2 separate regions of the Homo sapiens genome follow, and region 2 is linked to region 1. The links are chromatin contacts, found by Hi-C or POLR2A ChIA-PET in ENCODE. All regions are on one chromosome and are shown on one strand. The core of a region is the stretch at or near the end of the contact, and the rest is flanking DNA. Distances in the headings are between cores, read along the strand shown.

Region 1 (5,510 bases), core at 1,248-3,747:
GAAAAAACCCACAAAAATTAGCTGGGCGTGGTGGCATGCACCTGTACTCCCAGCTACTCCGGAGGCTGAGGCAGGAGAATCACTTGAACCCAGGAGGCAGAGGTTGCAGTGAGCCGAGATCATGCCACTGCACTCCAGCCTGGCGACAGAGAGAGACTTCGTCTAAAAAAAAAAGAAAGAAAGAAAAAAAGAAAAGATGTAGTACACCATAATCCAGCTCAACAACTGGAAGTCAAACGTTCATCACTCCTTCATTTTCTATTTTTTTGTGCTTCCTTGTCAAATTATGTAGTGCTGGATATATAGCAGGTGCCATGGTTTTTTTATTGCTTCAAAACTAAATTCTCAAACTTACTGGCTTGAAACAACAACTATTTAATTTGTTTACAATTTTGCAGTCTGTGCTGGACTCAGCAACTGATTCTTCTGCTTGTCTTGCTGCTGGTCACTTCTGTGGGTGAATTCAATTGGTAACTCTGCGGTGGGCAGGTCGGGAAGTTGAGAGAGCTAGGCATCTTTCTTTTTCCATGTAGTCACAGGTTCTCTCATTCTGCTTGGTGCTTCTCACATGCCCTTTCCAGAAGCATAGCTGTATTTCTGCCTGGAGGCTCAGAGCTCCTATGAGTGCAAAAGTGAAAACTTCCAGACCTTTTAAAGCTTGGTCCTGGAACTGGCACTCTGACATGTTCTTTTGATTAAGCATGTCATTGGTCCAGCCCAGATTCGATGGGAAAGAATTATACAAGGGGATGAATACCAGGAAACTTGTTCACTGGGGGCCATGAACGGAACAGACTGCCAGAAGGCTTAATCACTACTTACTGAGTTGGCTGCGAGAAATATAGAACAATGTATTCTATTCTTTAATTGTTGGGGGAAAATGAATTTAGCATTTTGGTAACATGCAAAAATCAACTAAATGGAAATTAAACACTTTGGTATGTACAGAGTGTGACTTGGGTTTTTTGGTTTTTTTTTTTTTTTTTTTTTTTTGAAAAAGTTCCACTTCACCACAATATCCTACCAATGGGAATTAAATTAAGAAATTTTCATTTTTTCTGTGTTAATTCCTGGTTTATAATGCTGAATAATACTTTAGAATACTATCCCACATACTTGGAATAAGGATGCAAAGCACTTGCTACTTTCTCCTAACCAAATATTTGATTTTATGTTAGCCTCAATTTCATAATTTTATGAGACCTCAGAAAGCAATTCATTAGCATCACAAAGAAAAATAATTAGTCAAAGCATCCCAAATAATGAGCTTGCCAGGTTAATGTTTAAAGATACCACAATTACTTGTTATTTTTTAACCACAATGCAAATGTTAGTCCTAACAGCTTATAATGAATAACTTCAGAGTAAAGTGGGAACTTTAACACCTCCTTCAAATTCCACCCTGTCCGTACCTTTATAGGAAAAAAAAGTGTGCTGGTTAGCATCTTTTGACTGCAAAGGCCACTCAGTAAGGTAATCTAAATAATGTTAGATAGTCAGGATGAAGATGCAAAATATAAATAAAAACAACAGTCTCAAAGACTGTGACATTTATAGGTCTCAGAGATTATTTAAGTCTCAAAATATTTCTAGGAAGCAGATCTTATCAGTCCCAGAAAGTTGTCAGTTAACCACTATTTCCTTTCCATACTTGTTTTTTCACTTGCAAATTTTGAACTCTACCTTCTATCTTTTCTGTCTTTCAGTTTCTGTTGACTCCTACATTTGTCTATTAATTTCATCTGGGATGTTCGGTGACATTAGGAATAGAACATTTCTTAATTGTGCAAGACTCTTTCACACACTGCACAATATTGATTCATCCTCAGACACTAAATGCTTGTGGCACACATGGTCATTGTGACACCTGAAAGTACCCCAGCACCTTGTCATCTCCCCTAGAAGGTGCAATAATCATTTGCACTCAGGGAAGAATAACATAGAACAACATGAGTTTTCTGTTTCCTCTCTGGCTAACAACTAGCTAGCTATCATTGTTTGTAACAGATGAGAGTTCACAAATATTGGTTGTTTTAGATGATTACATTTATTTGATTGACTAAAAATTAAGAGAACATAATCTTAACACATAATCCAGTAATAGTGCTTCTAGGTGCTTACCAAACTGATTTGAAAACTTATGAACATACAGAAACCTGCATGTGAAGCACATGATCATTAGTCATTAGAGAAATGCAAATCAAAATCTTAATGAGATATCAAATCACACCCATTACATGGCTATAATAAAAAAGATGGACAATAACAAGTGTTAGTGAGGAGGTGGCAAAATTGCAACTCTCAAACATTGCTGGAGGGAATCTAAAATAGTACTGCTGCTTTCAAAAATAGTTGGGGAACTCCTCAAAGAGTTAAGCAAAGAGTTACCATATGACCCAGCAATTACAGTGATAGATATATATCCATGAGAAATGAAAATATATGTTTATGCAAAAATGTGTACATAAATGATTATAGCAGCATTATTCTTAATAGCCAAAAGTGGAAACAATTCAAATGTCCAACAACTGACGAAAAGATGAAGTGTGGTATATCCATATAATGGAATAATATGCAGACATAAAGTGGAATGATTGACACATGTTTACAACATGGATGAACCTTGACAACGCTGTGTTAAGTTAAAGAAGCCAGACACAAAAGGTAATGTATCATTTGATTCCATTTGTAGGAAATGTCCAGATAGGCAAAGCTATAGAGACAGAAAGTAGATTAGTGGGTCGGAGGCAAGGGAGAATGGGAAATAATTGTTGGGTACATGGTTTTGGGTGCTGAAAATATTCTTGAATTAGATGGTGGTGATGGCTGCACAATACTGTGAATGTACTAAGAAACACTGAAATATATATTTAAAAATACATTTTAAAAAGATGAATCTTATGGTATGCAAATTATATCTAAATTAAAAAAATTAAATGATAAAGCTGCAAAGCAAATCTGCACGAGTTTTTAGAAGTCTTATATATAATAGGCAAAAACTGAAAGCAACCAAGATGTCTTTTGGTAGGTGAAAGGTTAAACAAACTGTTGTCTATCCAAACAATAGAATACTCTTTAGTGATAAGAAGGAAGGAGCTATCAAGTTATGCAAAAATATGCATGAAACTTACATGCATGTTAGTAAGTGAAAGCAGTTAGTCTGAAAGGCTACATAACTTACAGTTCAATGTATATGACATTTGGAAAGGGCAAAACTATAGATTCAGTGAACAGACCGGTGGTTGCCAAGGGTTCCAGGAGAGGGCAGGTTTAAATAGAAAAAATACAGCGGATATTTTGGGCAAGAAACTTTTCTGTATGCTATTATAATGGTGCATACATATTAAATGGTATGGCATACATATTAAATGGTGCATACATATTAAATGGTGCATATATATTAAATGCAATTTAATTTGACAATTAAATTGTCAAAACCCATAGAACTTTATAGCACCAACAGTAAAGCTTAACACATGTAAATTAAAACAAAATCATATAGGAGATTAAGAAATCCCATGATGGAAGGCAACGTGTGACAGAAGAATCTAACTCTACTACAAGTGGATGAAATAACCTCACTGAAGAAAGTAGGGAGAAAGGTACTGATGGAAGCAACTCCAGAAGTTTGTGGAGTCCACAAAGCTAGTGACAAAAGACATGGTACCTAAGCAATGTAGTATAGTTGACAAAGTTGTTTCCCGCAGGGTTATGGCTTAACAATTCTGACACTACCATACATATACACTGGAACTGAAGAATTAAGTAAATGGATGGTGGAAGCCAGGTTTCTCACTGTTGGAGTGGGAAGTTACAAAAACACTAGGGGTGGTTAGAATGATCAATGTAGCAATGGGTTAAAGTTAGAGACATTAGTATGAACTCATGTTTAATTTAGCACATTATTTAATTTCCTCTATATATTACAGCAGATTACGGAAATATTTACAGATAAATGTGCATACAAGGGTTAGTATACATAAATTTGTTTTTGCTCTGTCAGCTGAGAAGACCTAGAAAAATGACACTCCAATAGCAATAAGCACACCTAGTGCCCAGATCTTTGTTTCTAATGTACATTTCTCCAATTGAAGGAAGCAAGTTACCTGGGAAAATGGTTGATTCCAAAACTGAGGCTAGGAATATACAAGATAAGCTTGGGGCATATTGTAGTGCCAAAAAGTAAGGAAGTGTTAAAACACACATACACACACAGAGACACAAACACAGACACATAATGATGAGTGAAGGAGGCATATCAAAGGGACACTGGAGCCAAATGAAAAAGCTCTCAATGTCAAATGCTGGAAAAATTTGAGCAACAATAAAAAAAAAAGTAGTGTGGATTATAACTCAAAGTATAAAAAAAATCCATCAGTCCATATTAATATAAATAAATAATTGAATAAGTAAATAAATAGGGGAGAATAAACAGAGCTTTCATGCAGAATTCCAAATAATCTATGTAGGTACTTGGCTATAAGGAGGGGGAGCATAACTTCCCATCCTCTGTCCCTACTACCTATCCAAACCCTACCTTTTTTTCAAAGCACAAATCAAACTCTACTTATTTTATATTATTCTCCAATCTGGTCACTCCTCCCTACCACCACTGATCTTTCTTATTATTATTTTTTCTTTTTTTGAGACAGAGTCTGACTCTGTCACCCAAGCTGGACTACAATGGCATGATCTTGGCTCACTGCAACCTCCACCTCCTGGGTTCAGGTGATTCTCCTGCCTCAGCCTCCCGAGTAGCTGGGATTACAGGCACGCACCACCACACCCAGCTAAATTTTTTCTATTTTTAGTGGAGACAGGGTTTTGCCATGTTGTCTAGGCTGGTCTTGAACTCCTGAGCTCAGGGAATCCACCCGTCTTGGCCTCCCTAACTGCTAGGATTACAGGCATGAGCCACTGCGCCCCGCTGATCTTTCTTATTTCTAATGATTATATGTGGTCTTCTCATAAGGGACTTCATTCTAAAAAATACACTATGAAAAGAAATAGAAGAAGAGAGTAATTTTACAGTGGAGAAACCTGACAAACAATATCTCAGCCAGGTGAACAAATTTAATATCAACAGTGATAAGTCATATTGCTAGCACACACTTGTATTATGATGGGATAAAAATGGAAGTTTCCTTCTGAAGTCTTCATCCTAAAAATCTTTAGCCAATCTAATCATTAAGAAATACCAGACAAATCTAATTAAGGGATTCTACAAAATATCTGACTAGTACTACTCAAAGGTCATCAAAAACAAGGACAATCTGAGAAACTGCCACAGTGAAAAGGAACCTAAAGAGACATGTCCAGTAAATGTAGTATGGTACACTGGTGGGATCCTGCACGAGTGAAAACTATTAGGTAAAAGCCAAGGAAACCTGAGTAAGGTAGGAACTTAGTTAATGATAATGGACTAACATTGGATCATGAATGTAATATTCGTACCATACTAATGTAAGAAGGTACAATAATGGAAACTGAGTGTGAGATGAATAGGACCT
Region 2 (5,684 bases), core at 1,534-4,033, 110 kb before region 1:
ATGTATAGATGTAGTGTCCTCTTGAAATTTAACAAGCTTTGAAAATGTAATAAAACAGAGATAAGTATTCAGGTTATTTTTAGTTTGTGTTGGCTTGTTGTGTTTTTAATATTGTTTAAAATATGACACAGTTATCCTCAGTTCCTATCCCATATGTCCATTCTGGAGGATCCAGAAAACATATCAGTAGTTAGGGTAACAAAAAATCCTCCAAAAAAGACCCAAGTTTTGCCAGTAAACTTTAAGTCTTTATTGAGCATTTCATAATAGCTTTAAAAAAACAAAGTGCGGTTCATGTTTCTAGCTACTTTCATACAATGTTGAAATAATACTATAATTTGACTAGGTAAGATTCTTATTGATTGCTAATTTGGTGTTAGAATTGATTATATTTCACATAATGATATCCCACTGCTCAATGAGATGAATATTTATGTAATAGGGAAATACCATTGCTGGTTTCTTTACAACTCAGTGTGAATAGCCACATCGTTGACTTCCAAAGAATAAAAGAATCTTTCCATAAACCTTCTGAAGTCGTTTCTATAAACTTGCTCCACTTTCTAATATTGTGAAAGAGTTGATGTAATTTAATTTCTATTCTGTCAATTATAAATTTATTTCATCTTGGCAAGGTGCCCTATTTGGAAAAGTTGATTGTGGGAAAGGATGATAGTATAGCAGGAATATGGAGGTTGAAATAATGTTTAATTTTATAATCAAGATAAATGGTGTAATTGACCTCATCATATCAGGAGCAGGGAGAATCTGAAATGGTTTGATTTGCACACACTTCATTGAGTCTACCAAAAGCATACTGATATCAAATTGCCCAGGGCTATATATTTATTATGAGAATTCATAATTCCAATCCTGTTACATATGTTTTTTTTTTAATTTTGCTGGATCTTATGGAATAAGGATAAGGGAAGATGAAGAAAACTATACTAAATGTGTCAAAATGCTCCTTGTATCACAACAAAGTGGATGGTTTACTCAATGCAGCTAAATTCTCAGAAGAAAAACTGAAGTCACATCTTTAAAGAGCATTTTTCTTAATGTACTACCTATCTGTAAATAAATAGTTTAAACCATAATGAAAGCAAACTTAAAAAGTTGACTCTAGTTAAATATTGGGAGAGACTGAGTAACTTGTGTACCATCAATTTCCTGAGGACTTGGCCAAATTCTGCCTGCACTTTCAGCCTAACCTGCAGGGGGCAATAGCTTGACACGAATGACAACAAAGGCTGCTGAACTATTAGACTTGAATATCTGACTATGACCCTGGAATGTTGTGTAGGTTGGAAAGAGTGCTTAATTAATGTATATTGAAACAAAAGATCAGGTAAATTGTTTGATTTGTCTTCAAGCTATATTTTTAGACTAATTTAATTCATAACTGTTAGGTTTTTTTTTCCTTAAAGAGATTATCAAAGTTTTAGGAGACACATTCATCTTTAGAATTTTCCTGAACACTAATTGTTTACTACAGAATTTATGTAATGTATGTTACCAAAGAAAAGACAGCAGAATCAAAGTGACCATAGTTTTCAGTGTTCAAATGGATGACAAAAATCAGAGGAAATATGGAATTTTGAGATATATTTAATAAAAGATAGTCACATATCTAGATAATAAACCCTATTTCAATATTTTTTAAACCTATAACTATAAATGGGTGGGGGGCAGTCATCCCATTGTTTGCAATATGTCTTCTTTCCATGTATCAAACATTATTTTTTAAAACTGGTTTAAACTTAAAATCACGATCAACAATTAGTGAGTTATCTCTTTTATTGCTATATATTTTTCTATTACAAGTGGAATAGAATTTATTGGCTATCGATAATCCACACTCTCTTTCCCTCCTTCTCGGTATTTCCACTCCCTCCCCCATCCCTATATTTCCCCATCAACTGATCTGGGAAGACTGGAAACAGACCAAAAGGGGTTTTGGCTAGAGAGAGTAATTACAGAATTAGAAAGGAAAACTCTTCTCATCTCCTCACTGCAATCATACTTAATGTTCATTATGTCAATTTTAAATGATACAAAATGCCTTCCCCAAAAGGCATCCTGGTTTTAAGAAGTCAAAAGGGTACCTGGCATTAAACAACCTTGAATCAATCCTGGTGGGATTAACTGGACTGAGTTTCTGTATACTGCACATGCTATGGATCTACTTTGATCACAGTAAGGAAAAAAATGAGAATAGATTTTTTTTTTAAAGAATTGCTGCACAGGAGTGTTCCGTTTCTTTTATATGGCAGAGTTTGATCTTGATAAAAACCTTTTAAAACATCCTTTTCCCCCCACTATGGTAAAGAGATCATATCTGTTTTTGCTTTTCTTTAAGAAAAGAAAATGGGGATTGCTTACACGGGGAAAGAAAATTTTATTCTCCAACACCCCCTCCCATTCTACTAAACCATTTTAGTCGACATATGTTTGTTATCAGAGAGAGGTGCTGTGAACACACAGCCATTTTCTTAGCAGCTTTTTGACTGTATGTTACCATAGTCCCACAAGGCATTGGTCCTTTCCCATTGGGAAGTCATGAATAAGAGACTATGAAGCTTGCACGTCAGATCTTCCTCAATTAATCCACCATTAGCATGTTTGGGATCCACTACTGGATGGTTAACAGCAGCTTTTGTAACTGTACGCCGACCATATCGAATTATGCTCTGCTAAAAATGAACTCTTTGCAGACCAACCCTCTCGGCTGTCAGTGTTTTCCGTTTTCCTATTTTAACGTTTGTGTATAGTGGCAGGCGACAGATGGTGTAGATCAGATCGATTTGATTGCATTAGATGATTTTTTCCCTTCCCCACTCCTTTCTGGAAGCTCGCATCAGCTGAAGGCTATCGCCTGGGACTCCTCGGAAGCATGAGCAAGCCGCCACCACGCGAAGGCACTGGGGCACAGCCAGCGCGAGGCGCCGAGGTCCCTTCCCAAGGCTTGTTAACACTGTAACCCGGCACTCGGAGAGAAGAAGCAGCTCACACTGCCCAGAGCCTACCTCACTGCACATCAGATGACTCCCTGGCTTCTACACACAGTTGGAGTTCCGCTTGAAACCTGGATTTAGAGGGTAAGCACTTCAATCGAGATGGATTTGTGACAGTTACTTTGCCATACAGCAAGACAAATCTCAGCAAACGTAAAGGATGTAGGATGTATGGCAGAGGCAGACTATGTTTACATCGAAAAATGTGTTTCTTTTTGTCTGAGAACGAGAGTATTATTCAGTAAAGATGTGTATACTCTTTTTCCATTGACTGTAAGAGTCGACTACCACCCTCCTCCCGATTTTTTCTCTCTCCTTGGTGTTTCCCCCTTTCTACTTGAGAGGGAAGGAGAGAGGGAGAGGGAGGGAGTCAAGGGGGAAGAGAAAGAGGGAGAAGGGGGGGAGAGAGAGAGAGAGAGAGAGAGAGGCATTTCAGCTTTAGCTTAATTGGCTTATTTCCTCAAACCCATTGCTTTGTCGCGTTTCTTTATGTATTTTTGGTTGCAAATTGCGAAGCGATTAACTGGGATGGGTGTTGGAGTATGGGGGATAGCATAGGAAAGTACTGGGAACCGTCAATCAGTCGCGGTGGCCTTGAGAGATCAAAAGGTGCTGAAAGCCCCCTGCCCGCAAAACACACCTCTAGTTATTGGGGCGCGAGAGAAATGTAGATTCTAATAAACATGGCTTGCAGGAGTCGATGAACAAAGGTACTTAATGCGGACCTAAGCCTCCGCTGATATTGTTCCGCTAGCAGTATCTAAATATTCAAAAGCGAAGTGTAAGTTGATCAACAAACGCCCTGATGGTATTGGGCTTTTTCCCTTTTTTGTTTTTGTGTGGAGGGTGGAGAAGGGGGGGAGGGTGGATGGGTGGGGGAAATCCGACAGCTTAAGGAGGCTTGAATTGAATATGCACCCAGCGGCAGTGGTCTCGTAGGAAATGGTGTTCTCGTAAGTCAGGCTGCCCCGCTCAAGCACGAGAGAGCTTTGGTTAGAGCTCAGAGCGTCAGTTCTGCTGCGAGTGCTGCCGGCAGTCGGCCCGGGTTGAGCTGTCCATTCGTCCAGGTGCTGAAGCTGGTGGAACATTGGGTAGGTAGGGAAAAGGCTGGCACTGCTACTTGGGTAGAAAGAAAGCATATCAACTGCGTTGTTCTAGTTTCTTAAAGCGTGCGAGTCTGTGGGTCAGTGTGTGTATATATTTTATTTTAATTGTGAGGAAGCAAAACTGAAGGAGACTACTTGGAAAGCATTGAAAAGCTGTGTGGGTATTTATGCTGTGATTCTGATGCCCTGTGTATTGGGGTGTGTGTGTGTGTGTGTGTGTGTGTGTGTGTGTGTGCCTCCCTTGACCATCCTTTTGAGTTTATAACGTTCCATTTACTAAATCCAAGCCTATCTGTATAGTGTGTTTCTTGTTTTCCTTTTAATATTAGTTGAGATTTAAATAGAAGAGTGCAGAAGCAAATGTACACTTTGCTCATAGACTATTGCATTACTTTCCCTAAGGGCTTTTGTTTCTAGGAGTTCAAGCTGAAGAGAACCTGTCAGCTTTCTGAATTTTTTTTTTGTCTAGCACCAGAGAAAAGCTCCACTTTATACCTATGTTAGGTAACAACAGAAAATAGTGCTTATTTATTTGTTTTATTGGTATCTGTCCTTTTGTAAGTGGTGTACTTAAGAGTTATCTGAAAATAATGTAAAACAGTCTGGTAGTTGGGCTATATTGGTTTTCTTTCTAGTTATTTTAGGTTCAGACATTATATATTAAACATCTATTCATAAAACCTAGAATTCATGTTGATTTTTCCATCTGTAAGTAACATGTCAAGAAAATGATGAGTTGGTGTGCCCGGAGAAGTATTATAATTTTTAAAAAAATAAGAGCAAACACAACCTAAGCACCTTAAATTGCAACCAGGTCAGTTAGAGATGAGTTGTGGTAGTGGGAGAGATTCTGTTATATAATTACTCCTTGATGAAGAGCTATTTGCACTTACATAATTTGGGAAATCATAATGTCTATTGCCATGTTTCCATATTCCCCCCCATTCCCCTTACATGGATGTACTTTCATGTATTTGAGAGTAAAGGGGAAAGCAAATTGAGAACTTTCTAAGGAAGCTACACCATGTCTTGGGTAGTGACGTTGCACTTGTCCATTTTATTTAGTGAACAATAAACCCCCATTATCAGAATATCCACTGCAGGATCTTAAGACAAAGCTTTTCCAGTAAGAGCCATATTGATCATCAAAGAATCACAGAGATTCTCTCTCTGAATGCCAAAATTACAGTCACTTTGCAAATGAGTTTTTATTGGCTTTTTCTTCTTAAAATAATATTTATGAACACAGAGCTTCAAAGGTTTTTCTGTAGAGGTGTCCACAACAGCTGTACAGCAATGCATTTATAGTATATATTTTAAAAGTGTGCTATGAAATTAAACATTGTAGTGATATAAAATGATGCTTAAATCATAGAAAGTCTACCAGCTTGTCAACTCAGTGAGTTTTGACACTATGGAAAATGGGTTTAATTACTGTGTGCCTTCAAGCTTTTTTTTTTCTTTAAAAATCATTATGTTGTATAGCTATAAGGCCTTCAAAGGAAAGACGCCTATTTTTGTACATCTATAAGTATTTGATTTCAAGTAGTAAATTGAATGAGTG

Evidence for each region. A loop is a pair of places that touch in the nucleus more often than their neighbours do. ChIA-PET counts read pairs that join two places held with the same protein, here RNA polymerase II (POLR2A). Pooled maps may share reads with other maps.
Region 2: a map of PC-9 shows a loop between it and region 1 (5-fold over the local background). The contact joins the promoter of MIR137HG here to the promoter of LINC01930 in region 1. A Hi-C loop is called at or near these places in 3 of 168 maps with a recorded cell type or tissue (PC-9, endothelial cell of umbilical vein and heart right ventricle) and 5 of 50 pooled maps. POLR2A ChIA-PET finds 5 or more read pairs at or near these places in 1 of 52 experiments (A549).

What each region holds. Positions count from the first base shown.
Region 1 is chr1:97,938,727-97,944,236 of GRCh38, reverse strand. It overlaps LINC01930 (long intergenic non-protein coding RNA 1930), which reads left to right and starts at 2,497. Exons shown (of 2, transcript NR_146275.1): 1 at 2,497-2,664.
Region 2 is chr1:98,046,792-98,052,475 of GRCh38, reverse strand. MIR137HG (MIR137 host gene) reads left to right here and starts at 2,783. Exons shown (of 5, transcript NR_046105.1): 1 at 2,783-3,098.